Linked DNA regions of Homo sapiens: region 1 is linked to region 2. The links are chromatin loops, found by intact Hi-C in ENCODE. Cell type or tissue: K562. All regions are shown on one strand. Links, peaks and the distances in the headings refer to the core of each region. The heading gives the core; the rest is flanking DNA.

The links. Hi-C counts contacts between places; a loop is a spot of excess contacts. Peaks named below come from ENCODE experiments on the same cell type or tissue, not always from the same donor. Only the 100,000 strongest peaks of a DNase experiment are listed, where the experiment ranks them.
Region 1: a loop joins it to region 2, with 3 times the contacts of the local background. A loop is called at or near these places in 14 of 110 quality-filtered maps.

Annotation. Positions count from the first base shown.
Region 1 is chr9:122,819,250-122,834,878 of GRCh38, forward strand. PDCL (phosducin like) reads right to left here and starts at 9,339. Exons shown (of 4, transcript NM_005388.5): 1 at 9,222-9,339; 2 at 7,367-7,543; 3 at 3,767-3,948; 4 at 1-1,387. The coding sequence starts at 7,538. The coding sequence ends at 836. RefSeq lists an enhancer at 9,241-9,535. In K562, for the core only: no CTCF peak of the experiment used is centred there; DNase peaks (open chromatin) are centred at 8,052, 8,992 and 9,432; H3K4me3 peaks cover 2,032 bases.
Region 2 is chr9:122,995,129-123,010,757 of GRCh38, forward strand. It overlaps RABGAP1 (RAB GTPase activating protein 1), which reads left to right. Exons shown (of 26, transcript NM_012197.4): 7 at 913-1,023; 8 at 1,411-1,477; 9 at 2,131-2,233; 10 at 3,469-3,638; 11 at 15,226-15,400. Among named protein-coding and RNA genes, the nearest start is that of GPR21, 31 kb to the right of the region's middle. In K562, for the core only: no CTCF peak of the experiment used is centred there; no DNase peak of the experiment used is centred there.

The sequences.
Region 1 (15,629 bases), core at 4,921-12,920, 170 kb before region 2:
CTACTGAATATGAATTACTTTTCCAATATGAAAAAAAAAAAAAGTTTTAAAAAAAATCTAGGTTAAACAAAAAGTTACCTTGTTAAACAAAAAGTTACCTTGTTAAACAAAAAAGAGACAAAGACAAGCAGGGGCATCTTACTGAAAGAACTTCCTTTACAAAGATTTCCAGCCCCACTCCAGCTCTAATGTTTAAATCCATAAACTACTTGTCTTCTAACATCACCAGGTCAGTAAGCATCAACCCTTCCTGCTGTTCCAGACTTAGTCATGCTGGAGGAAGACATGAAATCCAGCAGCAGAGGCCACCCCTCAGGACTGGGTGCGGTGGCTCACCCCTTTAAACAAGACCCTGGTGGGGAAAAAAAAAATCTAACCACCGTCTAAAGCTATGGAACTGATTACAAGTAAATATAATTTACAATCATTTGATTAAGAAAATGCACTATTTACGTTGCAAATAACACAATACCTACAGAATTATACTCTCAGACTTGGCAGAGACCTCTAAGATCATCTGAAGACAATTTCCAAGACCCTGTCTTTAGGATGCTTTGTAAATATTGACTGGAAACAATAACAGAGATGTCACACCACAGAATCTTAAGTAAACAGTTCAAAAGCCTGGCTTCCTGTTTATACAACTGTAAGTCACCTTATTGCTAGCTACAAGGTTATTCAGCATTCTGATTTAATCTAAGAATTTCTTTATTTTATGCATAATAAAAGGGACTACAAAGAACAGCTGAAAAGCCAGAAGACAAAGGAACAAAAATAAACAATGACGTGTATTCCAACCCAAACAATGAGAAATCTATGCAACTAGACTATCAGTTCAATCTATTTCCAGGTCGCTATCCTCACTGTGACACGTGGCAGAGTTACGCACAGATGTCAGCACCAAGACTTCCTTTTCTGGGAGTAATCCAAATTCCTGGAGAAAAGCTTCAAGGTCCACAGCAAAGAAATCATCCCCCAGCTGGTCAGTAACACGAACAAAATTGCCGATCAATTCACCCCCCTTATAGATCAGCAGGGCAGGAAGGGCATTCCTGGTGAACTGACTGCTGGCGCCAATAACTGAGCTCTTCACCTTGCAGAACTTGACAGCTGGGTACTCTGCGGCAAGGCAGATCATGCAACCATTCATGGCTTCGGTCCCTGGAATGCCATCCTCATAAATATGAACCATGATGACAATGCTTTTCTGTTCTTTATCAATCATGTCTAAAAACCCTTCTCCACTGGAGATCTCAAAAACCTGCTTGAATTGGGGCCCCTTGTGAAGCTGCTGCCGCATCTCTTCCATTCGCTGCTTCCGGTACTGCTGCAGAAACTCTTCATCATCTTGGTCCTCATTCATTATGGCAAACTCCTTCAGAGTCATCTGCAGGCGGACCAGCAAGTGAGCATAAATATGAAAACTGAACACTCGTGATAACAGTTAATATGGGCCGGGCGCGGTGGCTCACGCCTGTAATCCTAGCACTTTGGGAGGCTGAGACGAGCGGATCACTTGAGGTCAGGAGTTCAAGACCAGCCTGGCCAACATGGCAAAGCCTCATCTCTCCTTAAAAAAAAAAAAAAAAAAAAAAGTTAGCAGGGCATGGTGGTGTGCACCTGTGGTCCCAGCTACACTGGAGGCTGAGGCACAACAAGAATCACTTGAACCTGGGAGGCAGAGGTTGCAGTTAGCCAAGATCACACCAGTGCACTCCAGCCTGGGAGACAGGGTGATACCCTGTCTCCAAAAAAATAAAAAGAAATAAAACAGTTAACATGTACTACATGCTGATAATATATAAGGCACCATGCTAAGTACTTTACATGCATTATATCTCACTGAATTCCATAACTCCATCGGGAAGGGACTTTTAATAGCCCCACTTTATAAATGAGGTTCCAAAACTTGACATTATTTGAACAAGTTCACCCAGTAAGCATAAGACCAGTACTCAAACTAGATTTTAAAAACCCATGTTTTTAACTACAATATCACATTTCCTCTCAATCCAAATAGGCAGCATCATATAATCTCACTTCATGAGCTTATTTCTTTTTGTCAGTCTTGACAATATTTTATCTACTTTTTTTTTGAAAGATAACAAGACATTACAGAATTTTAGAAAAAACTCTCATAACCCCTGCCCCACACCATCCCCAAACACACACACACACACAGAGTCATATGGACTCTAAAAATTATTTTTATTACCAGTCATACTAAAATAGTTTTGCTTTTATAGCAGCAGCTGTGGGTGTACCAATTAAGCCATAACCTGCTTTCGAGACTTAGCACGATTATAAGTATTTCCTCATGTTTCCAAATATTTTTATGAAATTATATATAATGTGTCACTTTGCTTAATCACTTCCCTAATTCTGCCAGACAGTTTCCAATTCTGTTCTATTGCAGATAAATCAGCAGGACGGGAACAGCCTCTCACAAGACTGATCCATGTGATGATATGATGTTGCCTCATTCTGGCCTCTCACCTCAGTATCAGGAAGCAGCTGTGAGCAGCAGGCACAATGCCCAAGAGACAGCTTAAGCTACGAAAGCATCTTACCCCTGCCCCGGTGCAGCAAGACATCCTCGCTCCTCTCATAAAACCTAACTCTGCCTAATGTTGCATAGATTAGGGAACAGGGAGTGGGAGATCACACTAGATCAGAACACGTTGTTACTTTATCATAACCAGCAACATTCTGAGTTCACTATTTTACTTATTGCCAATTTTCCTCCCATCTTGCAGCCCTCCACTTCAACTCAGTCTACCAGAGTGGCTTCTTCTGACCTATTGAAGTCTTTGGCTAAGTGTAATGTCCTAAAATCAGCCTCCTGGTCAAGGTGAATGATTCCCAGCTTAATCCTCTTATCTGCTCCCTGATCCTGTGTGGTATTTTAGCTTTGGGCCATAACTAAATGATCTCAGGCACTCACAGACATTCGTCCACACTCAGAGGGCATCCAGAGAAACAGTGAATCCCTTTTAATACTGATAGGATAAGAGGCCATCACGGGCCGGGCACCACGGCTCACGCCTGTAATCCTAGCACTTTGGGAGGCTATGGTGGGAGGGTCCCTTGACCTCAGGAGTTCCGAGACCAGCCTGGGCAACATAGACCCTGTCTCTATTAAAAAAAAAAAAAAAAAGGCCATCAGGTGCCTACTTCCAAATATCTTCCAGAGTATCTGTTTGCTTATTATAATGCCTCCTTAGAATAAATTCTCATGAATAGGCTTCAGATGAAATAGCAACATCATGGAAGAAACAGGAGTATTTGGGTTAGAACCCTAGCGCCTACTAGAATTTACCAGTTGCATTGCCCTGAACAAGCCTCTAATGCCCTCTAAGCATTGCTTCCATTATCTGTAAGAAGGGGATAATACCACCACCCTAAGAGGGTTATTTCTGGCCCAAGATAAAACCTCAATAAAAGAAGGGAAACTAAAATTTACTGAGCACTTTCAATGGGCCAGACACTGTGATGGGCATATTAACAACACAGCCCTGCACGGGGAGGATACATCATTTAACCATTGAAACACCAGATTCAGAAGGGAAGAGACTCTCCCACAGTCACTAGTAGCAGAACTGAGATCCAAAGCTGGGTGGGTTTGAGTTTTGACAGGGCTCTATGATTTCTCCTGCACTGCACAACTTCTTGGAGGTCAAATCAAGCATCCTCCACCTCTTGAATCACTCACCCAGCTCTAGCAGCCACAGCAGACTCTAAGAAAAGCCTGAGTACTGCTAATTACCTTCCCACTGATCTTCTCCTGGAGGTCTTTCTGTTTCTGTTGCTCCTCCTCTTCATCCAGATGGGACCTGCAAGTCATTGACAGCTTCTTGATCAGCCTTTCCATCTCCCGGCACTGCTCCTCCCTCTGCTCTGTCTCCAACTGCTTGAAGCGGCGCCAGTCATTGATCACACCTTTTGGGCCTGAGTAGGGTGAACACGGATGTGACCAAGGAGAATGGGCAGGGAATTATGGACCAGCTGACATCTGTAGGTAGGAGTTCACATCTGCCTGAAGCTTGCTCCATCTACTGCACAATTATCATAGGGACTCTGTGTACTCTGCCACAGGGCAGAGTGGCCTATACACAATGATGTACCCTGCAACAAGGGCCAAGCTAATGCCCAACATTAGGAGATGAGTTTAAAAAATTATCATCTACCTACTCAAAGGAAAATAAAGCAACTCTTAGAGTAAAGCAGCTCTGTGTTTCCTGCCATTAAAGATATTCCAAATATATGAGGTTATTACAAAAGCAAAATTTAGAATATCACGGTACAATCCTCTAGTTTCTATTAAAAAAGACCTGTATGTATATACATAATTTATGTACATAGATATGCATACATGTTTGTATATACACTTGTGTGTTTATAGAATAAGAGCTTGCAGGATATGTAAGCTGTTAACAGTGGTTGTCTCCAGGTAGTAGGATCTAAGCAACTGGTGAGAGAGATCTTTTACTTTTTTCTTTCTGTACTTCTATATTATCTGAATTTTTTTTTTTTTTTTTGAGATTGAGTCTTGCTCTGTGGCCCAGGCTGGGGTGCAATGGCGCGATCTCGGCTCACTGCAACCTCCACCTCCCAGGTTCAAGCAATCCCCCTGCCTCAGCTTCCCGAGCAGCTGGGACTACAGGCATGCGCCACCATGCCCAGCTAATATTTGTATTTTTAGTAGAGACAGGGTTTCACCATGTTGGCCAGGATGGTCTCCAACTCCTGACCTCAGGTGATCCGCCCGCCTCGGCCTCCCAAAGTGCTATGGGATGATGGGCATGAGCCACCGCACCTGGCCTCTGAATTTTTTATAACAATTTTTTTATAACAAGATTGTAATACAACCTGTTCTGTTATTCCAGCTACCCTTAACCCGTCAAGCCCTGTGCTGCCGAAGGACTTATATGTCCTTGCACCTTGCTATGTGACTTGTGGTACCTCCTGTGGGATGAGTACATATATCCCCAGCCCATTGAGGCTGGGCTTGACTATGCGACTTGCTGGCCAATGGGATTGTGAGCAAATATGAAGTATGCCATGTCTGAGCAAAACAAAAAGTATGCCGTGTATGAGCCATTCCATGTTTCCAACAGCTCCTCTCTTGCTCTCTATGCTTCGCCATGAAAACGGTGTGTCCTAAATAGAGGGACACAGCCAAACTGAGGCTGTTATTCTTTCAGCCTAGCTCCTAGATGAAAGAACATACGAAACATAAGCAGGGCTGCCATTGACCTACAGGCTGCATGTAACGTGAATGAGAAATAAACCTTTGTTGCCATAAGCCACTAAAGCTTTGGAGTCTATTGGTTTCACAGAAAAAAAATATACAAATCTATATGAAGACAACTTTAAAATGCTCCCAAAAAATACTTGAAAGACTTGAATAAATGGAAAAGCAATACCATGTTCCTGAACAGACATACTCAACATCACAAAAGTGCCAATGATCCCTAAATTAATCTATATATTTAATGCATTCCCAATGAAAATACATGAACACACATATGTGTCCGGCTCCTAAATTTCCTTTGGAAAAAATAAAGCAAAAGTTAATTGAAGAGGGTCTAGCCTCACCAAATACTAAAATATAACACTACAATAATTAAAAACAGTATGACACAGCCCAGTAAAAGACAAATCAATGGAAGAGACCACATAGTACAGCTAAAGACCCAACATAAACAGAGAAATTCAGTACATAATAAAAGTGACATCTCAAGATAATAAAGATGGCTTATTCACTAAGCAGTACTGAAACAACTGAGTAGCAATCTAAAAAAAAATTAAACTGGAGCCCTACTGCACCCTGCATCAAAGTGAATTCCACATGAATCAATATTTAAGTGTAAAAAATGAAATCACAAAAATACTAATGAAAAGTATAGGAGAATCTTTTTTTTTTTTTGGAGACAGAGTCTCACTCTGTTGCCCAGGCTGGAGTACAGTGGCATGATCTTGGCTCACTGCAACCTCTGCCTCCGGGGTTCAAGCAATTCTCCTTCCTCAGCCTCCCGAGTAGTTGGGCCTACAGCCGCATGCCCCCACACCTGGCTAACTTTTTGTATTTTAGTAGAGACGGGATTTCACTGTGTTGCCCAGGCTGGTCTCGAACTCCTGAGCTCAGGCAGTCCACCCGCCTCAACCTCCCAAAGTGCTAGGATTACAGGCGTGAGCCACTGTGCTCAGCCAGGAGAACCTTTTTATACAGCAAAGTGAGGCCCTTTATAAAGTAGGGTGAAGAAACGCCTTTTAAGTAAAATGCAAAATTAAGAAACTATAAAATACTTTTAAGTACATAAAAATAAAATTTTTCATCCAGGAAAAGAACAAAAGAATATAAAGTCAAAAGACAACAACAAACTGAAAGAAATATTTACCACTCATATCACAGATTAATTTCCTTTATAGCTCCCCAAGAAGAAAAAAAACACCTAATTTTTTAAATGAGCAAAGGATATAAAAATCTCTCTTAAAATTATGAAAAGAAGTTTAGGTTCCCTCTTAAAAATAAATATGGGCCCAGTGCATTGGTTCATGCCTATGGGACGCTGAGGCAGATGATCGCTTGAGGCCAGCAGTGTGAGGCCAGCCTGGGCAACAAAGTGAGACCCCATCTCTACAAAAAATAAAGAAATAAATTAGCTGGGCACGGTGGCAAGCGCCTGTGGTCCCAGCTACACGTGGTCCCAGCTTTTTAAGAGAGGAACCTCATGGAAGCTGAGGCAGAAGGATCATTTGAGCTCAGGAAGTTGAGGCTGCAGTGAGCCATTATGGCACCAAGGCACTCCAGCCTGAGCAACAAGGTGAGAACTTGTCTTAAAAAACAAAAAAACAAAACAAAACAAAAAAAAGGTGGTGGGGGCGGAAATAAACCTACAATGAATTACTACAATAGCAAAGATCAAGGAGTTTCATAACACAGTAGGAGGTCAAGTGTACGGAGAAACACAGATTGCTGATTAAACTATAAACTACTGCCACCTCAACTCAACTGACAGCAATTTGACAATATTAAAATGTACAAGTGTAAATATGCCATTTTTAGGAATTTGCACTACCCATATACTCATACTTGTGATTTATGAGATATCAAACTGTTAATACGAGATGCAGGATTCAAATCCAGGCCAGTCTGTGTTCATTACCATGCTGCTATGCACATACATTTGTATTGTGCACTAAAAGGCTAGAAGCACACATAATGAAAAGACTAGGTTACCTCTGAAAGTGGGACCAGAGTTAAAAGTGATCAGGAGAATTAATTTATTAATATGTATTTAATTAATATGTATTTAATGTACATTTTTTAAGCCTGTTCCCAGAGCCCAGGGTTTCTCAGTACCTGTGTTAACTGAGATGCCTTCGCCTGCCAGCTCAGCCTCTGCAGGCACAGAACTGCTGGCTGGGGCACATCTGCCTCGGTCCTTGTCCTCGTGGTCACTGTCCTCATCCTCACTGCTGCTATAGTAGTACTGCAGTTTCTCCCCCAGCAACTTATCATCAAGGGTGGTCATGGTGTCTGGAAAAAGAAAGCATATCAGGTTCTTTGCTGATTTGAGCCAGACAGACATGAATCTGAAGCATAGGGGGCTCGCCTGTGCTGAGATCCTACAATTTCCAGGACACTAAAGTGATTATTTTCATAACCAAAATCTTAACAAATCCCTACCGTTACCCTGTGTGTTAGGGCTTATCACACTCTTTAACAGAAGGTAAAACTGAAGCTCAGATAAAGGAAGAGTCTTCACCAAGCTTAACAGCGAATGACGGAGCTGGGACCAGACCCCAGGGATTCCTGACTCCAAGAGCCTGAGGTATAAATTACTCTAGTCTGAGTTAAGTGTACAAGCCACCTGCACTGGCTTGGAGGAATCTACTGACTAGTGGTTTTATCTGTGCTTTTAGTTTTCCCACCAGCTAAGACTGCTGCCTAATTGAAAAATTGTTTAAGTATCCTCAGGAAAAACCCCAAAAAGAGGCATCAAGAGTACAATGCTGAGTCACTATTTGTCTAGGCAATCACTCTCTGTCACCAGCCTTCAACTTCCCAGACAACACCCTGAGGGCTTGGATGGATGGTCTCTGAAACGCTACCTATTCTGACAGTTTAAAAGAAGGGCCCATACAAAGATTTTAATAACTCCCAAGGGTTTAAAGGACTATGATGGCCGGGCTCGCGCAGGTAATCCCAGCACTTAGGGAGGCCGAGGAGGGAGGATCACTTGAGACCAGGTATTCGAGACCAGCCTGGCTAACATGGCGAAACTCTTGTCTCTACTAGTAAAAGCAAACAAACAAACAAACAAAAATTAGCCAGGTGTGGTGGCGGGTGTCTGTTTTCCCAGCTACTCAGGAGGCTGAGGCACGAGAATCTCTTGAATCCGGGAGGCGGAGGTTGCAGTGAGCCAAGATCACGCCACTGCACTCCAGCCTGGGAGACAGAGCGAGACTCTGTTTCAAAAAAAAATAAAAACTAAAAATATAAAGGACCAGGCTTCTGCATCAGAAGTAGCCAAGGGCATTCTGATGAAAAGATGCAGCTTAGCCCCCAGAGGCCTGCTTGAGAATTCAGCAGGAATGCGGCTGCCTTAAAGACTTATCACCGGGCCTATCATACTCCATTTACAAAGTGACTCTCTCCCACCGGGCAAGGAGTTCTTGAACGTAGGGACCTCTAGTCACTACCTCTATCCCCAAAGCCCAGCACAATGCCGCTGCACAATTTGCTAAACTCGCAGCCTGGGTCAACGGGAGAATCGGAGGACTCCAGCAGTCAGATGCAAAGGAGACAGGGATCATGGAGAGACAGGTGGAGGTGCCAAGAAGGAACAAAACCAAACTTAAGGCCCAGGAATGGGCCAAGCGGGGGACACAGCAGCGGCGGAGGGGAGGGAAGGAGTTGCGCTCCTAAAGGAGGGACCGCTGCGGGGAGGAGACGAGGGCGGGCCCCCTGGAGACGCGAGCAGAGGAGGCGGGGCCCCCGGACGGGAAGCAGAGGGGTGTGTGGAGCTTTTGGGGGAAGGCTGGAAGGGCCCGGGGGAGGTGGGGCCAGAGGAGGAAAGGGGACGAGGAAGACGCGGAGAACTTGGGGGTCGAGACAGAGCGAAGAAGGGGCAGTTTTACCCAAGCTCGCCAACCCCACTCCCTCCCGTAGTCCGCAGCTGCTGCCGCTTCCCGGTGGACCCCAATGCAGTTACCTGCCCTAGCTCGCTCCGGATCCCTTTGGGCCAGCAGCTCCGGGCGCCGGAAGGAATGGAGCACTTTCTTAAGAGGAAGAGCAGTGGGTCAGCGCCCTGAGCGCTAAAGAGAAAAGCCGCCGAAGCCCGACAGCGCGGACCAATGAGGCGGCCTTCCTGCGTCGTGGCGGACGCGCATTGTCCAATCAGAAGCCGCTACTCCCAGCTGAGGGGCAGGGGAGAAGCTACGGGTCCTACCTTGGAACAAAACACCTCGACAACAACGCTCTCCTAATTGCTTTGTTTTGGTTTTAATCTGCACAACAAAAAAGTGAATTGTATGACCCAGCGTCAAGCAATAAGAAAAATGTATTCACAGGCCGGGCGCGGTGGCTCACGCCTGTAATGCCAGCACTTTAGGAGGCCGAGGCGGGCGGATCACTTAAGGTCATGAGTTCAAGACCAGCCTGGCCAACACGTTGAAAACCCGTCTCTACTAAAAATACAGAAATTAGCCGGGCCTGGTGGCCGACGCCTGTAATCCAAGCTACTCGGGAGGCTGAGGCAGGAGAATCGCTTAAACCCAGGAGGCAGAAGTTGAAGTGGGCCGAGATCGCGCCACTGCACCCCAGCCTGGGCGACAGAGCGAGACTGTCTCAAAAAAAAAGAAAGAAAGAAAAGAAAAATGTATTCACTTCCCTTCGAAGTTTCCGAAGCCATTCAAAGTGTGTTTTTTATTGGTTCTTCATCGCATCACGTCTATTAGACGGAAAAGTGACTCAGAGACGTTCGGTAATTTGCCCGAGAGCACAAATCCCTCAAGTACAGGGCATAGATTAAAATATATATATATATTTTTTTGACGGAGTTTCGCTCTTCTTGCCCAGGCTGGAGTGCAGTGACGCGATCTCGGCTCACTGCAACCTCCGCCTCCCGGGTTCAAGAGATTCTCCTGCCTCAGCCTCCAGAGTAGCTGGGATTACAGGCGTCCGCCAGCAGACCCGGCTAATTTTTTCTATTTTTAGTAGAGACGGGGTTTCACCATTTTAAAGAAGCGGCAGCCAGGAGTGGTGGCGCGCGCCTGTAGTCCCAGCTACGCAGGAGGCTGAGGCGGGAGGATCGCTCAGCCCAGGACTTGGAGGCCAGCCTGGGTGACAGAGCAGGAATGTAATGTGAAATCCGGAATTGGCTCCTGGTATAGAAAAAGGACATGGGGCCGGGTGCGGTGGTTCACTCCTGTAATCCCAGCACTTTGGGAGGCCGAGGCGGGCAGATCACCTGAGGTCAGGAGTTCGAGACCAGCCTGGCCAACATGGCGAAACCCCGTCTTTACTAAAAATACAAAAATTAGCCGGGCATGGTGGTGCACACTTGTAATCCCAGCTACTCGGAGGCTGAGGCAGGAGAATCGCTTGAACCCGGGAGGCGGAGGTTGCAGACAGCTGAGATCGCACCACTGCACTCCAGCTTGGGGGTCAAGACTGAGACTCCGTCTCAAAAAAGAAAAATAAAAAGGACATGAATGGGACAACTGACGAAATTTGAATAAGGCCTATTAATTCATATTAGTAGTATTGTATCAATAGTTTTAATAATTATACTATGTAAGATGTGAACTTTTGGAGATTCTATTAGATGAAGAATCTAGGGAAGCACTATCCTATTTTTGCAACTTTGTTTTCTTCTTCCAGGGTAAAGCCATACTATGATATTTTGCAACTTTTTTTTCTTTTTCCTCAGGCATACTTTGTCGTCTGTTTTTGCAACTTTTTTAAAACCTAAAATGATTTCAAATTCTGAGCCCTTGTTGAAGTATCCAATACACAACCGTGAAGTTGCTCATAGAAAGCTTTGGGTAAATTGAATCATAGAAAATATTCTAGAAAGATACACTGTTTAAAATAGGGCTCTTAATTTGGGGTAGGGGATCTTAATTTGTGGTTCTAGGACCACCTGAAATTGTCTGCAAATTTCTGTACCTGCCTGTTTTCAGAGAGGCTGTTTGCTGAGGCCCTCAGAGGAGTCAAAAAATACCACACACAAACACACACCCATTCAAGAATACTGTATTAATAAGTCCGTTTTCATACTGCTGTAAATAAATAACCCAGTGTCAGGCAGTTCATACTGCTATAAAGAACTGCCCGACACTGGTTTATTTATTTATTTATTTATTTAAGACGGAGTCTTACTCTGTTGCCAAGGCTGGAGTGCAGTGGCGCAATTCTCGGCTCACTGCAATCTCCGCCTCCCAGGTTACAGGCTCCCGCCACCACGCCCGGCTAATTTTTGTATTTTTTAGTAGAGACGGGGTTTCACCGTGTTAGCCAGGATGGTCTCGATCTCCTGACCTCGTGATACACCCGCCTCGGCCTCCCAAAGTGCTGGGATTACAGGCGTGAGCCACCGCGCCCGGCCATATTCAACCTTTTTTAAAAAAAGTAGAAATGGGGTCTTGCTATGTTGCCCACGTTGGTCTCAAATTCAGACCTTTTAATATATTCAGTCTCCTGGTTGTATAGATATAGTGATGTCTTTGTTGGGAATGTAGCTTGCATCTGTCAGGAATATGTGTACATGAGTTAGCTATCTAATAATATCCAACAGAACCACTCATTTTTCCTGTTAGAAATGTGGAATGGGCCAGGCATGGTGGCTCACACCTGTAATCCCAGCACTTTGGGAGGCCGAGGTGGGCAGATCACGAGGTCAAGAGATCAAGACCATCCTGGCCAATATGGTGAAACCCCGTCTCTACTAAAAATACAAAAATTAGCTGGGCATGGTGGCGCACGCCTGTAGTCTCAGCTACTGGGGAGGCTAAGGCAGGAGAATCGCTTGAACCCAGGAGGTGGAGGTTGCAGTGAGCTGAGATTATGCCACTGTACTCCAGCCTGGCAACAGAGTGAGACTCCGTCTCAAAAAAAAAAAAAAGAAATGTGGAATGATGTGGATAATGAAGTTTCTGTTTAATGAGCATACTGTATGTAATTTATAGTTTTAAAGGTATTTTACCGCTACTGTAAGGTTTTTGTTGGGCTGTTTATCAGTAGAGTATATTAAAGGTATTCCCTAGTGGGGAAAACAACCCATGAGCTGTCTTGTGACGGCTAAAGCATTTATCTTTAAGCAAGGGAAACCTTGATCCAACCAGATTTATAGGCTATTTTTAAAAATATTTAAAATTTTGAAGTAACTGAATGAAATTCATATATAAGTGATTAAATAGGCCGGGCACGATGGCTTATGCCTGTAATCCCACCATTTTGGGAGGCTGAGGCAGGCAGATCATTTTAGGCCAGGAGTTCAAGACCAGCCTGGCCGACATGGTGAAACCCCATCTCTACTAAAGATACAAAAATTAGCCGGGCTGAGTGGAGCATGCCTACTGTAATCCCAGCTACTTGGGAGGCTGAGGCAGGAGAATCACCTGAACCCGGTAGAAGGAGGTTGCAGTGAGCTGAGATCATGCCACTGCACTCCAGCCTGGGAGACAGAATGAGACTCCATCTCCACAAAAAAATAAATAAATAAATAGCTAGATAAATAAATAAAATAAATGATTAAATTCCTTGAAGCATGAGTTCCAAGACTTGATCCACTCTTACAGTTTTTCCAAATCATAACAGAGGCAAAACAAGATTTGGTCTTACAATGAGTTTCTCATGTTAGATTTTTTCTACCAATATTTTTGTAAATTTAGAACAAATTTGTCCTGTTACTTTATTTTTTCTATAAGAATTAAAGGTCCAGAGATGATTTTGAATGACACCAAACCATATGAGGACTGTTTGAGATAAACAGCTTGCCCATCTGTCTTGTCTTTTCTTTCTTTTTCTTCATTTCCTGAATTCTTTTATTTTTCTTTTCCTTCCCTTCCTTTCTCTTCCCTTGTGCCTTTTCTGCTCCCTCTCCTTTTGTCCTTTCCCCTCCCTTGTTTCTCTTTCTTTCTCTCTCACCTTAACTTTCCTTCTCTGGTGGTGGTGGTGGTGTGTGTATGGCAGGGTGTTCCATCTGTTGCAACAGAATGTCTTTCTTATTTAAAAATCAGATTAAACAACCTTTTTTTTTTCTTTTTTGAGACAGAGTCTCGCTCTGTCACCCAGGCTGGAGTGTAGTGGTGCGATCTCGGCTCACTGCAACCTCCGCCTCACAGTTTCAAACAATTCTCCTGCCTCAGCCTCCTGAGTAGCACACGCTCCTGATTACAGGCACGCGCCACCACACCCGGCTAATTTTTGTATTTTTAGTAGAGACAGGGTTTCACCATGTTGGTCAGGCTGGTGTCGAACCCCTGACCACATGATCCGCCCACCTTGGCCTCTCAAAGTGCTGGGATTACAGGCGTGAGCCACACTGCACCCAGCCTAAACAACGTTTTTTTGTATTAATGAAGAGAAAACCAGTAAAGATAAGAACCACTTCCTTATATAATAGTCAGATTCTCTCTGTCTCTCTCATTTGTTTTCAAATTTTAAAAGTGGTATCTTGGCCGGTGCAGTGGCTCACACCTATAAACCCAGCAGCACTTTGGGAGGCTGAAGCAGGCAGATCACCTGAGGTCAGGAGTTTGAGATCAGCTTGGCCGGTGAAACCCTGTCTCTACTAAAAATATAAAAATTAGCTGGGCATGGTGGCATGCACCTGTAATCCCAGCTACTCAGAAGGCTGAGGAAAGAAAATTGCTTGAAGTCAGGAGGTGGAGGTTGCAGTGAGCTGAGATTGCACCACTCTAGCCTGGGTAATAGAGTGAGACTCCCTCTTAAAAAAAAAAAAAAAGTGGTATCTTTGATATGGCCTTTAATTTTAATTTTTTAAGTGAGTATTTTTTTAGATGTTGGATTGTCTATAAGCAACAATTAAATTACTATTTTCCCCTTTTTTTCTTTTTAGAGACAGGGTCCCACTCTGTCACCCAGGGAGGAGTGCAGTGGGATGACCATAGCTCACTGTGGCCTAACCTCTGGGGCTCAAGCCATCATCCCACTCAGCCTTCAAGTAGCTAGGACTGTAAGCGTGAGCCACCATGCCTGGCCTTTTTTTTTTTTTTTTTTTTTTTGAGACAGAGTCTTGCTCTGTCGCCCAGGCTGGAGTGCAGTGGCACGATCTCAGCCCACTGCAACCTCCACCTCCTGGGTTCAAGCGATTCTCCTGCCTCAGCCTCCCGAGTAGCTGGGACTTCAGGCACCCATCACCATGCCTGGCTAATTTTTGTATTTTTAGTAGGGGCAGGGTTTCACCAAGTTGGCCAGGCTGGTCCTGAACTCCTGACCTCAGGTGATTCACCCATCTTGGCATCTTGGCCTCCCAAAGTGCTGGGATTACAGGCGTGAGTAACCGCACTAGCCCCCTTTTTTTTTTTAGTAGAGATGAAGTCTTGCTATGTTGCCCAGGTTAGTCTCAAATTCCTGGCCTCAAATGATCCTCCCACCTCAGCCTCCCAAAGTGCTAGGATTATAAGTGTGAGCCACTGCACCCAGCCTTAAATTTCTTTTTAAAAAAGTTTTGATTAAGAAATCAAAGAAAATCAGAAAACCTCTGCTTTTATAGTTTTAGTAACAATACTTTTAGCAACTACCTTTTTCTTTAAGTAGCCCACACCTTTAACATTTAAGGAGTAAAATCTCTTTTTAAGGAATGTTTGAGGCTGGGAGCGGTGGCTCATGCCTGTAATCCGAGCACTTTGGGAGGCTGAGGCTGGCGATTACCTGAGCTCAGGAATTCAAGACCAGCCTGGGCAACTTGGCAAAACCCCGTTTCTACTAAAAATACAAAAGAAAATTAGCCAGGTGTGGTGGCACACACCTGTAATCCCAGCTACTCAGAAGGCTGAGGCAGGAGAATGGCTTGAACCCAGGAGGTGGATGTTAGAGGTTGCAGTGAGCCGAGATCGTGCCACTGCACTCTAAGCCTAGGTGAAAAGAGTGAAACTCCATCTCAAAAAAAAATTTTTTTCTTATTTATGTACATATATATTTTAATTCCTACAAGCCAATCAGAATGGAATACCATTAATTTTTTTTTTTTTTTTTTTTTTTTTTTTTTTGAGACAGAGTCTCGCTCTGTCGCCCAGGCTGGAGTGCGGTGGCGCAATCTCGGCTCACTGCAAGCTCCACCTCCCGGGTTCACGCCATTCTCCTGCCTCAGCCTCCCAAGTAGCTGGGACTACAGGCGGCCGCCACCACGCCCGGCTAATTTTTTGTATTTTTAGTAGAGACGGGGTTTCACCGTTTTAGCCAGGATGGTCTCTATCTCCTGACCTCTTGATCCGCCCGCCTCGGCCTCCCAAAGTGCTGGGATTATAGGCGTGAGCCACCGCGCCTGGCCCGGAATACCATTAAATTTTAAGAGACCTTATAATAATAGAATATAACCTTTACTTTGTTAATATGGTCAAGTACATAGATTGATTTTCAAATGCTAAAGCAA
Region 2 (15,629 bases), core at 2,599-10,598:
AAAGAATATTTTTACCTTTTTAATTAAGCTGATGTTTATTAACCTTATCACTAGTTAGTATTTTATAATTATTACACTGGTTTATAATAAAGTTAACAGTGCTTAAGGGAAGTGTTGGACAACAGCTTATTGGCCATATCTTCCTCATTTCTATTACTTTTTAAAGATACCTTGCTTTGAAACTCAAAAGATCTATGATTAAGTATCTTTTTCTTCATTATATGTTTAAGCAAAGAAGGTGATAATAATCTATCTGTAAAGCCCAGTGATAAATATAAAGGAAAGAATACTTACTTTTTTTGAGTTCTGTATGTCAGATGCCATGAAACATGCTTTACAGCAACAAAAGAGAAAATTAAGGTTATGTTTTAGGGGGCATAGGAGTGATTTTTTTAGCTTTATAAATGCTTTAGTGGTTTACCTGCAAATATCAAATGATTTTTTTTTTTTTTTTTTTTGAGATGTAGTCTCGCTCTGTCACCCATGCTGGAGTGTAGTGGCGCAAACTTGGCTCAGTGCAACCTCTGCCTCCCTGGTTCAAGCGATTCTCCTGCCTCAGCCTCCCGAATAGCTGGGACTGTAGGCATGTGCCATCACACCCAGCTAATTTTTGTATTTTTAACAGAGATGGGGTTTTACCATATTGCTCAGGCTGGTCTCGAACTCCTGACCTCAAGTGATCTACTCACCTCAGTCTCCCAAAGTTCTGGGATTACAGGTGTAAGCCATAGTGCCTAGACTCAAATGATGTTTTCACATCAAGAGGCATAGAATGATTTTTTTCTTTTTTGTTATTATTTGCAAACTAGGCACAGAAAAGAATCAGAGATTTGAGGTCTTTGTTTAAAAAAATGGTTCTAGTATGTGACAAGAAAATGCTTTGCAAAATTAATGAAACATGTTGGTCTACAGTGCAGTTCCCAAAGATAAGGACAGACAGTGCTTTAAACTACGCCAAGGAATTGATAAGAAGATTGTCATCTATGTGCAGCAAACAACTAATAAAGAACTTGCCATTGAAAGGTAAGCATTTTTAGTAAGTTTAGCTTAAATATAAATTTTGGCTTTTATCAATCTAATGGCATAGTTTTACACTGTATTAAAAAATGTATTTCCAAAGAATTTTGTTCCCTAGGAAATTATTTTGTTTACTGAAGTCAGTGCTTCATTACTTTGAAATAGCTACTATAAATAATCAGCTAATACGCTCTCTTCAACTATGTGGTAATAAAAGGCAAACGGAATTAGCTGACCTTGAAGGAAGGATTATTATTTTAGCAACACAAATTTATTGATAACTCTAATGTGTTCTCTTTTCTATCAGCAAGAATTTGTTTTTAAAGTGGCCTAATTTAAACGTTCTTTTGTGTTATCTTTTTTCTTAAATTTATGTCAGTTCTTTTTTTGTAGGTGTTTTGGTCTTCTCCTTAGTCCAGGAAAAGATGTACGAAATAGTGACATGCACTTATTAGATTTGGTAAGAATTTATTTTTATTAGAAAGTTACATACTATTTCCTCAGTAAAGGTTGTTTCACTTTTTCTCATCTGAATCTAGTGTTAAAACATGTTTAAGAAGGTGATCTTGTAAGCTATAAAGACAACATGCAAAGGTAAGATAATTTCCTTTTTCCTGACTAGCTATTTACAAGTCTGACTTTGGATAAGCCTTGGTCTGTTAACTGTGTGGTGGTGATAAAATTCTTGTTTAAATATTTGAGTACAGTTGATGTGATAATCAAAAGAGAAAATTTATTAAAGAATGATTTATAGACTGTCGTGTATCTTACCAATAGTAGGAGTTATTAGTATTATTCCCATTATCTGAAAATCTTTATTTTCAAAACTAAAAATTATAATTCACATGAAAGAAGAATTCAACATTGGATTTAGGTTGTGGATTTTCTTAATGTGTATACAATTTGATATTCGTAAGCATATACATATAACTTCAGGACAGTTGCATAAATAATTGTCACATTTTTTACCATAAATGTAATCATTCACATACACTTATCCTCTTCCATATTCTTATATTTTTGCAGCTTCTGGTTTTTAAAGGCAGCAAGATGGGGGTTAACTGTTGTTCACTCACTGTGGCATTCGGGTTTATTTTTACTCTTTTTTTCTAGGAATCTATGGGCAAAAGTTCAGATGGAAAGTCGTATGTTATTACGGGGAGCTGGAATCCAAAATCCCCACATTTTCAAGTTGTAAATGAAGAAACTCCTAAAGGTGATACAGATTGTTGACATCATGAACAGAAATTTTAGTCTCAAGAAGAGATGCAAAACTAAGGACCCCTTCTTTGACCAATATCCAGTGTTTACCTAATTTTGATGAAACCGAAGAATTTGAATAGTTCTTCACTTTATTATTAAATTTGACCTATAAGCAAAGTATCACTTTTTCCCACTTTTCCATCCTTTTTTTCATTTTTTCCTTCCCCTCTTTCTTTTCTTTCTTTCTATTTATATGCTTATTTACTTACAGACTTATAAGTTTTATTTTTGTACAGAGGTAATCCATGCACATAAATGGTTAAAAATTTCAAAGGATTTATAGGGGGAAGTGAGTCTACCACAGTCCCCAGGGCTCTGTCCCAAAGGAATCACTGTTAGCAGTTTCTTGTGTAGCTCTTCAAATACTCTATGCATAAAGTATCTGGAAGATATTTCATATGCTCTTTGAATGGCATTTAATAGCTGCATATTATCCCATTCTGAAAATGTAATTTGCTTAATAAATGCCTCTTATTGAGCATTTTTCCCCCCTTCAGTTTTTTGTTATTAATAGCACTATAGATAAATAGTTAAAGGATGTAAACAGACCATTCAAATACCATTGTTAACCAAATTTAAAAATTGAGAAGTTTCAGTGTTGATGAGGGTGACATAAAGAAGTCATATGCCACTTGTGCAGAACAATCTGACAGTACAGTGGTGTTTTTGTTTTATTTTTTTTATTTTATTTATTTATTTATTTATTTTTGAGACAGAGTCTTACTCTGTCATCCAGGCTGGAATGCAGTGGCACAATCTTGGCTCACTGCGGCCTGCACCTCCCGGGTTTAAGTGATTCTCCTACCTCAGCCTCCCAAATATCTGGGACTACAGGCATGTGCCAACATACCTGGCTAATTTTTGTATTTTTAGTAGAGACAAGGTTTCACCATGTTGGCCAGGCTGGTCTCATGGGCTCAAGTGATCTGCCTGCCTTGGTCTCCTGATGACAGTACAGTTTTGAAAGCTTTACAGTGTATACTACTGTCAGTTACTTTAAAATAATTCTCAATATGGAATTTGCTTTTGAAACCAGTTATTTGTCTAGTTATTTTACATGTTTAATTGATGGTTCACTTAAGGTATTTTGAAAGTTTATAATAAAAGTAATAGCTTTTATGGAATCTTATGAGCAAATATATTTGTGTTTCTGATTTACCTCTTCAGCCTCTCTCTTTCTTTGTTTAGATAAAGTCCTGTTTATGACCACAGCTGTAGATTTGGTAATAACAGAAGTACAGGAGCCTGTTCGATTTCTCCTGGAGACAAAAGTCCGCGTTTGCTCACCTAATGAAAGATTATTCTGGCCCTTCAGCAAACGTAGTACTACTGAAAATTTCTTTTTGAAACTAAAACAGGTACTGTATTTTTCTATTAATATAGAAGGGGGAATAAGAAAGGAGAAATCACGTCTGAGGCTGATTTCTAAGCCCTCAGATCTTTAAACAGTCATGTGTATTTTAAATATATTAAGAGGAAAAATTATATTTTTCATATTTACCCACCTACTTGTCATTTTTATTGCTCTTCGTTTCTTCCCAAAGATCCACATTTCCATTTGGTCTCATTTACTTTCAACCCGAAGAACAGCATTTCTTTAAGTATAGATCTGCTAAAGATGTATTCTCTTAAACTTCTCTAGATGAAAATGTCTGTTTTTGGCTTTCATCCCAGTAGGGTATTTTCACTGGATAGGATTCTGGTTGCCTTTTTTTTTCTTTCAAGATGTCCTTCCTATTCTTCTGGCTTTCATTTTTATTGTTGTTGTTGTTGTTTGTTTGTTTGTTTTTGAGATGAAGTCTCGCTCTGTCACCACCCAGGCTGGAGTGCAGTGGCGCAATCTTGGCTCACTGCAACCTCCGCCTCCCGGGTTCAAGTGATTTTCCTGCCTCAGCCTCCCGAGTAGCTGGGACTAAAGTGTATGCCAGCATGCCCGGCTAATTTTTTTTTTTTTGTAATTTTAGTAAAGACAGCGTTTCACTCTGTTGGCCAGGCTGGTCTCGGACTCCTCACCTCAGGTCATCCGCCCACCTCAGCCTCCCAAAGTCCTGGGATTACAGACGTGAGCCACCTTGCCCAGCCAGCCCTTCCATTGTTTTTGATGAGAAGTCAGCATTCATTTATGTTATTGTTCCTCTGGGTATAATGTGTCATTTTCTTCTTGCTGCTTTTAAGATTATTCATCTTTGGTTTTCAGATGTTTAACTGTGACATGATTAGGTACGGTTTTCTTTCCGTTTATCCTGCTTGGGATTTGTTGGGGTTCTTGCGTTTTTAAATTTATGCTTTTACTTTTAATTTTTAAATTTTTTTTTTTTTAACCAGATTTGGGGGAAATCTGGCCCATTATTTCTTAAACTTTTTTTCCTGCCCATCTCTCTTCTCTTTGATTCTGGGATTGTAATTATGTATATTTTAGAGCTTTTGATATCTCTGAGGCTCTATTTTTTCCCAGGCTTTTTTCTGTTTTCTTCAGATGGGATACTTTCTATTAATATGTCTTTAAGTTCACTGATTTTTATCAACTTTTAATCTGTTAGAGTCATTCAATGAATTTTAAAAACATTTTCTATATTTTTTGTTTTTAAAATGTCTGTGTGGGTTTTTTTTAATCTCTGTTGTCTCTTGATTTCCTGTTTGTTCTTTTACATTGAGCAGGTTTTCTTTTAAATCCTTAAGCATAATTACAGTACAGCCACTTTAGAATTTTGCCTGCTAATTTTCATGTATGATGATGCACATTTTTGTTTCTTTGTAATTTTGGATTACAAGTTAAACATCTTAAGTGATGCATTGTAGAGACTGTATTCTGTTACTTTCTTCTGAAGAGTCTTGATTTTTTTTTTTCTTAAATCGGGCAGTTAACTTGATCAAAGTTAAACTTCATACTCTGTCTTTTTTGTGGGTGGGTAGCAGCTAAAATCTCTGTTCCAATCTTTTACTCTTTTTTGGCCCCCAGTTGTTCTACCACCTACTGCTTCCATTTTTACTTTCCTTTGTAGCAAAACTCCTTGGAAGATATCAAGGTCACCACTGATTTAAATTGCTAATCTGAGTCCTCATCTTGACCTGTCTGTAGCATTTGCTTTAGATGATTACTTTCTTTTCCTTACTTTCTTTTCCTTAAAGCTCCTCTTTATCTTGGTTCTCAGGACATCTCAAACTTAACATGTCCAAAAAGGTTTATTATCTCATCTCCATCTAATCACTTCTCACCAGCTAGAGTACAATAGTCCTCATCTGAGTCATCATTTATAGCAATAGCCTTTTTTTTTTCTTTTTTAAAATATAGATGGGGATTTGCCATGTTGTCCAGGCTGGTCTTGACCTCCTGGGCTCCAGAAGTCTGCTTACCTCAGCCTCCCAAAGTGCTGGGATTATAAGGCATGAGCCAGCACACCTGGCCTAGCAGTAGCCTCTTTACCCATCATACTGTTTCTGTCTTTGTCCCCTCTTGATTTCTTTTCAACATAATAGTAGCCTAAGGTCAGATCTTATCACTTTTCTGCATAAAACCCTCCAGCCTTGTTTTACTCAATAAAAGCCAAAGTTTTACTCAGTAAAAGCCAAAGTGCTGGGATAACAGGCTTGAGCCACTGTGCCTCACCTTATTTTTTATTTAGTAGAGATCGGGTTTCACTATGTTGGCCAGGCTGGTCTCGAACTCCTGACCTCGTGATCCATCTGCCTCGGCCTCCCAAAGTGCTGGGATTACAGGTGGGAGCCACCGCGCCTGGCCCTATTTTTTTATTTTTTTAACCAGACTTTTACATACTGATAATGCCATGTAACATACTTTTATATTGTTTATTATCTATTTTGTATGTTAGAGTCCTCTACTAAGGAGAGATTCTTAATCTGTCTTATTTGGTGACTTATCCCAAGTACCTGGAACATAGTAGTTCTCAATAAATATACGTTGAATTGATTTTATTTACATGCAACTTCTGTTTTCTGTTACATAAAATGAAAGTGTATGTGGGGCTTACTTGAATATACTTTTCCATATTACATTTTTTTATTTCGATAGCAAGAATTTTGATTCTAGTATACCCAAGTTAGCCCTATTGGGTATATTTAGAAAAAGGAAATAAGCAGAGCAGGCATGGACACTTATTTTCAGTGTTGTCCTAAGAGACAAAGTAAAGCTGAGTCCCAGCACTATTCTCCCAGCTCTTCATTGTAGCAGGAGCAGAGATTAGGGGTCGTCATCTAGAACTTGAATTTGGAGTCAGAGCACATGGATTTTACCGCTAGCTTGTTAACTTTGAGCAAGTTCCCTCAACTCTCTGAGTCTCAGTTTACTAAATTGTAAATTGGCAGCATAATAGAATCTTCCTCATAGTGCTGTTGTGGCATTAAATTAAAAACTATACAACATGCTTAGAATAGTTCCCAGTACATAGTAAGTTCTCCCTACGTATTTGCTGTTATTATTGAGAAGGATTATACAACCTCTCTGGGACACCAAATTAATAAAAAAGCACTAAGTCATGAAATCAGAACAGCATTGATTATTTAGATGGAGGGTGAGCCCCGGGAGAAGAACGCATCAGAAATTAAACTAGTTTACAAACATCACTTTGAAAGTTTAGAGATTAAGAGAGAATGATCTTTAAATGTTTCTAGATGGTCTGTAATCCCAGCCTTTGGGAGGCCGAGGCTGGCGGATCACCTGAGGTTGGGAGTTTGAAACCAGCCTGACCAACATGGAGAAACCCTGTCTCTACTAAAAATACAAAATTAGCCAGGCGTAGTGGCGCATGCCTGTAATCCCAGCTACTTGGGAGGCTGAAACAGGAGAATTGCTTGAACCCGGGAGGTGGAGGTTGCATTGAGCTAAGATCACACCATCGCACTCCAGCCTGGGCAACAAGAGCAAAACTCCGTCAAAAAAAAAAAAAGTTTCTAGATGGTAAATAGAAATTAGTTGTATATATATTTTTATTATATATATATATTTTTTTTTTACTTACTGGCCTGAGAATAGTTATATAATAATTTTCAGTAAAAGTTGTATGTAAAAATAGTTCTGTTTAATTAGCATTCTAACCCTTTAATCTCATTTTAGTGAACATAAATAAGATTCCCCTGATCTTGCATTTCCTTTTGACATCTAATGTTATACAACCTTGGATTCAAAGACTGCATGGGTTTACAAGGTTTTGTGGTTGGGTATAGAAGAATATATCTTTCTATGGAAACAAATTTATTTAATTTTATTTTTAAAAATTTATTTTTTATTTTTAGCAACCATAATCAGAGCTACATGTTAATTCAATGTAAAACTTTTAAAATATTATCATACAGTATGTTATTCAAATAATAACATAACTTCTATTAATAACTTAATTTTTTTTTAGTTAGGCTAAAAAATGACTTGACAGGGTAAACCAGCCAAAAACATACCTGAAATGCAGCCTAAGAGACTGCTCTGGACTCTTTATTAAGGCTACAAACTAAACTTAAGCCGAGTTTTCACTGTTTTCTTTGCAAAAAGCAGAAGTGTGTATGTGGAAGCTCGGGGGAGAGCAGGAAATTCCCGATGATAATCTTTTATTTTTCTCCTTATTTGGATAAGTCTTTGTGTTTGTGCGGGGATTTAGGGGGAGTGCTAGGGAGTGGGAAAGGAGAGGTAGAATGGGAAGAATTTGAACAACTTTTCGCTGTCTTAAAGCATTTAGAACACTGTTAATCTCACCCCTTGTAACTTAATAAACTAAATGTATTCCCTCTTTTACATTCATGGCATTAAAAAGTATTTGAGGTTCAACTGTGACCATCATTGTCTTGGCTACTTCACTTTTTAAAATCTTAGGTAGTTTTCACAGTGATTCAATGAGGATAAATAGTATTTTCACTTTATAGATGAGGAAACTGAGATCCAAAGATATTTAGCAGTAGATTTTATGGGATGTTATATGAACAAAACATATATCTAAGCCTTTTAAAAGTCTCTGCCAGGACACTCTCCAGAGAAACATGCTACTTTTGTCTTTTCATCTATAAGAGTATTTTTAGGATTTACTGAAATTAAGCATAATTTAAAATTTTAACCATTTTCCGTTCTCCTTAGACTGAAAAGGAAACAATGCTACAAAGCAAATTTAAGAATATACAACATACAGCATTTCTGTTTTTTGCTGCCAGTATAGGAAAACAATATGTAAATGCTTTTTAAGACCTGTTTAAAAATTGATTCTTTTTCCTTTCACTAAAATTATCTGGTGACTCAGCAATTCCTTTTATCCTGGAAGCCTTCCCATCTGTGAGACTGTTATATTAAGATAGCATCATAGTAGAGAAGAAACTAAACATTAGTAGGGACAGGAGGATTGCTTTCTTGGACTTAAATTTTCTTATACTACTTACTGAAAGAGCAAGAAAATGAGCTAATGAATAGATTTTCCAATAGTGACATAAGGCGAACAAAAGACCAATTAAACATTCTTATAACTATAGAATAATGTCATTTTTATTGCCAATTAAACTATAGGGGTCTTAAAATCTTTCATAAAATTACTGTTTTATAAATGAAGAAGCTGATATCTGAAAGACTAAGTGGTATGGCCAATGTTGTACAGATAATTAGTATAACTATAACTGGATACCCGGGCCTCTTATTTTAATTTGCTGAGAGTGTATGTGTGTGGTACACACATTCCTCTCAAGATAAAAATATACAAATGCTTTCCATTCCACTGCTGAATTGAGAGGTGTGTGATATTAGGTTGTTCCAGTATTTCTGATGGGAAGTGTGATCACTTAATTAAGGTGGTGACCACTGGATCTCTCCTTTGTAAAATAGGGTTTTTCTTGACACTTAGCAAGTAATCTTTGGGGGTGACGCTTTGGCAACTTCCAAATATCCTGTATCTCAACAACGTCTTTTTTGTTTTTTTTTTCCTTCACTCTGCAGCCCAGCCTGGAGTGCAGTGTCAAAAGCACGGCTCGCTACAGCCTTGACCTCCTGGGCTCAAGTGATCCTCCTACATCAGCCTCCCAAGTAGCTGGGATCAAGGTGCACTACCATGCCTGGCTAATTTTTTAATTTTTTGGAGAGACGGAGTTTCACCATGTTGCCCAGGCTGGTCTCAAACTGGAGTTCAAATGATACTCCCACCTCAGCCTCCCAAAGTGCTGAGATTATAGGCATGAGCCACTATGCCCAGCCAATAACTAATTAACTAATATTTTTAGTATCTGTTGGTGATATTTACCTGATTCAGTTGAGTTCATTCACGTATTTTCAGTAATAATTTGACATTACAGGATTTTCTTTTTAAAATATTTATATGCATATATTTTATTTACAGTAACAGTAAATAATTTATTTGCCTTATCTTCATCAAAATCTAAAAAAGTCAGCCAGGCACGGTGGCTTATGCCTGTAATCCCAGCACTTTGGGAGGCCGAGGCAGATGGATCACCTGAGGTCAGGAGTTCAAGACCAGCCTGACCAACATGGCGAAACCCTGTCTCTATTAAAAATACAAAATTAGCTGGGTGTGGTGGTGCACATCCGTAATCCCAGCTACTCGGGAGGCCGAGGCAGGAGAATCACTTGAACCTGGGAGGTAGAAGTTGCAGTGAGCCGAGATCGCGCCATTGCACTCCAGCCTGGGCAACAAGAGTGAAACTCCATCTCAAAAAAAAAAAAAAAAAAAAACTAAAAAAGTCTTGCAGTTAATAATAGAATTATTGGGTGAAATTTAAGATTTTATGGAACTTCTTTTTGTCCTTTGAATATGTTTCAGTAAGATTATAAAATGGTTGCTGTTTAAAAATCACTGGGAATAATTTTTTATTGTGGTTCTGTTACCGTTTGACATATAGTTAGGTTCATTTGTTTCCATTTATTTTAGCTTAGGGGCTTGGGATTTTTTTTTTTCCTTTTTTTTTTGAATATATAAAATACTTATAAATGTCATAATTATGTAGAAATGTATACTCGGAAGTCCGCTTCCATTTGTATCTCCTTACCCCCATACCCATAGATAACAATTATTATTGGTTTATGGTTTATTATCCTGATTTCATTTTTGTGAAGATAAAATTCTGTATATTTTTAACTTCCTTCTGAAATAAAAATTAGCATACTCCATATGTCTTATCCTATACATTGCTTTTTAAACTTAATATATCCTGGGGATCATTCCACATCAGTGCATAGAGATTTCCTCATTTCCGTTTTAATGGCTATTTAGTACTGTCCTATTTGGATGAACTATGGGCTTTTCAACCAGTCTGCTATTGATGGACACTTGGACTGGTTTCCAGTCGTTTGCTGTTCCAAATAATGTTGCAGTGTGGAATCTTATGTATGTGTTATTTTGATTTTATGAAAGTGCATCTTAGAATAGACTCCTATTAGTATAATCACTGACACATAAGGTGAACGTACATATGCTATTGTTATATTTGCCAAATTCCCTTCTGTAGAAGGTGTAACCATGGACAGGGTATGAGAATACCTGTTTCTCTGCAGGGTTGTCGAGTGTGTTGTCAGACTTAAGGATCTGTGAGGCAGTGGTGTCTAAGAATAGTTTTAGTTTATCCTCTGCCTTTTTAATGTATAAGGGTGACTTTTCTGTGAATTTTCTATTCATATCTTTTGCTTATTTTTCTCTTTGACTTTGGTCTTTTTCGTCTTTATTTTCAGAACCTCTTTGTATATTCAAGAGAGATTAACCCTTGGAGATATGATAGTCCTCCCAGTTTGTCACTTATCTTTTAGCTTACATCATGGTGATTCTTTTTGGGTTTGTCATGCAGTTTCTTCTTATGTACTTGAATATATCAGTATTTTCTTTTAAACCTCTCTGGATTTGAGATCATAGTTAGAAAGGCTTTCCTAACTCCCAAGTTACAAAAAGAATACACTCTTCTGTTACTCTCCTGTTACTTATATGGTTTCATTTTACTCTTTTAGATTTCTGATTCATTAGTATTTTATTCCTGTGTACTCTGGTATATAGCGTAAAGTGTGGATTTGATTTAATCTTTTTCCAAATGGCTATTCTCTTGTCCCAACACCATTCATTAAAAACTATTAACTTTTCTACCCAGTGATTTGAAATGCTACACTTATCATATATGAAATTTCCCTGTGTGTTTGAACCTCTTTCTGGTATTTATATTCTGTTCCTCTGGTCTTGCATTAGAATCACACGGTTGTAATTATGTAGACTTTATTTTTATTTATTTATTTATTTTGAGATGGGGTCTCACTCTGTCAACCCAGGCTAGAGTGCAATGGTGCGATCTTGGCTCACTGCAGCCTCCACCTCCCTGGTTCAAGCAATTCTCCCACCTCAGCTTCCCGAGTAGCTGGGATTACAGGGTTGCACCACCACGCCTGGCTAATTTTTTGCATTTTAAATAGAGACGAGGTTTTACCATGTTGGTTAGGGTAGTCTCGAACTCCTGACCTCAGGTGATCCACCCGCCTCAGCCTCCTAAACTACTGGGATTACAGGCGTGAGCCACTGCACCTGACAATGTGTAGACTTTATAATATGTTTTTATATCTGGTAGGTCTACCTTCCCTCCTCAAATACTCCTTTTTGTGGGTTTTCCTGGATTTTTTTACTTGTTTATTTTTCATATAAACTTTATGTTCAACTTGTGTAGCTCTGGAAAAAAAAAACTACTGGTGTTTTTCATTTGTTTGTGGGTTTATTTTTTATTTTTTTTAGACAGAGTCTCACTATGGAGTGCAGTGGCATGATCCTGGCTCACTGCAACCTCCACCTCCCAGGTTCAAGTGATTCTCCTGCCTCAGCCTCCAGAGTAGCTGGGATTACAGGCATGTGCTGCCAGGCCCAGCTAATTTTTTGTATTTTTAGTACAGATGGGCTTTCATCATGTTGGCCAGGCTAGTCTTGAACTCCTGGCCTCAAGTAATCTACTTGCCTAGGCCTCCCAAATTGCTGGGATTATAGGCGTGAGCTACTGAGCCTGGCTTTTTTTTTTTTTTTTTTTTCCAAGACAGAGTCTTGCTCTATTACATAGGCTGGAGTACAGTGGAACGATCTCAGCTCACTGCAGCCTCTGCCTCCCGGGCCCAAGTGATCCTCCTGTCTCAGCCTCCTGAGTAGCTGGGACCACAGATGCGCACCACCACACCTGGCTAAGTTTTTGTATTTTTTTTTTTTTTTTTTTTTTAAGAAAGAGATGGGCTTTTGCCTTTGTTGCTCAGGCTGATCTCAAACACCTGGGCTCAGGTGATCTGCCCACCTTAGTCTCCCAAAATGCGCAACCTCCCAAAGTATTGGGATTACAGGCATGAGCCATCATGCCTGGCCACTGCTGATGTTTTTATTGGGGAAAATTGACATCTTTATGATGTTGAGTCATCTTATCCAGGAACATGGGATGTCTTTCCATTTATTCAAGTCTACCCTTTTTTGTCTCATCTGACTGCTTTTAATTATTTTATATGTTTATAACATATATTTCATAAATATAATATATCTAATTTAAAAACCTGTTTAAATTTTATATATAATTTAAAACCTATGTTTAAATTTTATATATAATTTAAAACCTATGTTTAAATTATATGTATAATTTAATATATAAAAGTTTTATATTTAACATATATAATTCAAAAAGCTTTTTACTATGGAAAATTCAAACATATGCAGAAATTGTAAAATAGTATAACGAATCCCCATGTACTATTACCCAGCTTCAACAATTAACATTTTTCATAGTTAGAGTCCTTGGCTTACAAGTTTGGTCCAGTAATTGACTGTATTTATCTGACTTCAAAAGGCAGCGTGTCCTTTGGTCATTATGACATACAGAAGAGTTTCTAAGTGGACCACGTTGGTTTGTTTATTTTTAAGATAAAGAGCTATTGCTGGCCGGGCACGGTGGCTCATGTCTGTAATCCCAACACTTTGGGAGGCCAAGGCAGGTAAATCGTGAGACCAGCCTGGCCAACATGGTGAAACCCCGTCTCCACTAAAAATACAAAAAATTAGCTGGGCATAGTGGCGGGCTCCTGTAATCCCAGCTATTCGGGAGGCTGAGACAGGAGAATCGCTTGAACCCAGGAAGCAGAGGTTGCAGTGAGCCGAGATCATGCCATTGCACTCCAGCCCTGGCGACAGAGGGAGACTCCATCTCAAAAAAAAAAAAAAAAAAGAGCTATTGCTGATCTTTGAACTGTTTAGGATACCAATTGTCTGATGTTTCAAAGAGCAATTTATAACAAAACAAAAATTTTAAATTCTCTTTCTTATTAAAGTATAATTTTCAAGAGTTAAAAATCATAATTATCAATTTAGAATGAACATGTATCAAATATTCTAATTCAGTGTATTAATTAATGAGAGAACCAGAAAGGTAGCAAAACTCTGAGTACTTGTGGAACTTGGATTTACATGGTCCTTCCTTTCAAAAAAAAGAATGTTACAAAAAGATTACTAGATTAGAAATAAAACTGGTTAATGTCCTTTAGGTAACTTTTGGGTTATATTTTCTCTTGGACAGAAATCATTTGCATATCTCCTGGACACAAATCTATAGGTTAACATGTAACTTCAGAGTCTGAGTCCTTAATTAATAGTAAGTAGCTAAGTCAAAATGGCATATTCATCTAGAAAATTAAGTAATCCTTGGGTGGACATGTTAAACCAAAGTTGACAGACAGGCCTGTAGGTCAAACCTGGCCTGTCACTTGTTTTTGTAAATAAAGTTCTATTGGAACACAGCCAAACTCACTCATTTATTGCCTGGCTGCTTTTGCACTATAACAGCAGAGTTGTGTAGTTGTAATAGAGACAACTGGCCCATATAGCCTAAAATGTTTACTATTTGGCTCTTTACAGAAAAGTTTACTGACTTCTGTATTAAACAGTGCTTCAAGATGATATTGAAAGAGCATGTTGCCACTATCGTGGCCTTACTTCCATGATAGGGTTAATTTATTTTAAGAACCCAAATGAACATTGCAATGATAAAAATCTGCTCTGGCTGATATTTCTATAGCTCATGAACATCTTATTCCCCCATCTCCCTTTCTGTGTTTTTACTTTGGTATGTGTGTATATATATATTTTTGTATAGCCACCTTTCTAGTTTTCTCTGTACCTTTTCCTATAGCTCTCCCTTTTTATTCTTCCCTATATTTCATGCTACCTTCCTTATATGGAAGGAAGAATGTTAGTATACTTACTTACATGTAATATGGAATGTTAATGTACTTATAATGTGTATTGTAGTGTAAAGTTTTATATTCCTGGTTTAAATTTTTAATTTAGGTCAGTTTAAATTATATGTTTGCCTCAAAATAAAACTAAAATACAATCAGTTGGAGTAATCAACATTTTTGTGGTTACTGTTGATGTGTTCTCTGCCATTCACCTCCCCCTGACCCCACCCCAACTCCAAGTTGTAGCTTTCAGTTGAAGAAAAAGTTCTCTACACTGTTTTAAGCAAAAGGAGTGGGGATAAAACACTGGAACATTATTAGAAGTAAGAATTTTCTTAGTCTTGAAGTTTATGTTTTAGAGTAATTTAAAACACTTTTTCTGTGTAGTTTTATATAGGAAACCTTGAAGGATGCCTTCACTAATTTGGGAGATACAGAACTGTTAGCTCTTTAGTTGACACTGGTTAAACATTGGTAGTTGGATACTTGACAATATGGTTTGAAGACAAACCAATATGGTTTGAAGCAGAACTAGAGTACTGCTTAGTAAATGCCCAATTTTCCTAAGAATTTTAAGATCTAAACATATGCTTTTCTGTTTTAAAAAGTTACTTCTAATGTAGATACTCAAAAAAACATCATTTATTTTCACATCCTGTATGAAATCAGAAGTGATTGCAGTGAGCCGAGATCACTGCAATTAAAAACATTAAAAACACTGCAATTAATTAAAAACATAAAGAACTTTACTGCTTAATAAATAATATTTTTTCATCTTCAAGATAAAGCAAAGGGAGAGAAAGAATAATACTGACACTTTATATGAAGTTGTATGCTTGGAAAGTGAATCAGAAAGAGAGAGGAGGAAAACTACAGCCAGTCCTTCAGTTCGCCTGCCACAGTCTGGATCGCAAAGTTCAGTGATACCTTCTCCTCCAGAAGATGATGAAGAGGAAGGTAAACTGTAGGGATAGCTTAATTTATTTTTGGGGGTGGAAGACCATGCAAACTATTAAAATCGTATCAGGGGATTGATAATGTGATACGGCATTTATAATTCATTTAATGAATTCCTTATGAGAGTTTACTATATGTAAGTAGCTGTGGGAGATTTAAAAATGATTAACATTGAGTTTTCTTTAAGATACTTGTAACCCAGTTGGAAAAATGAGATTTATAATTAGCT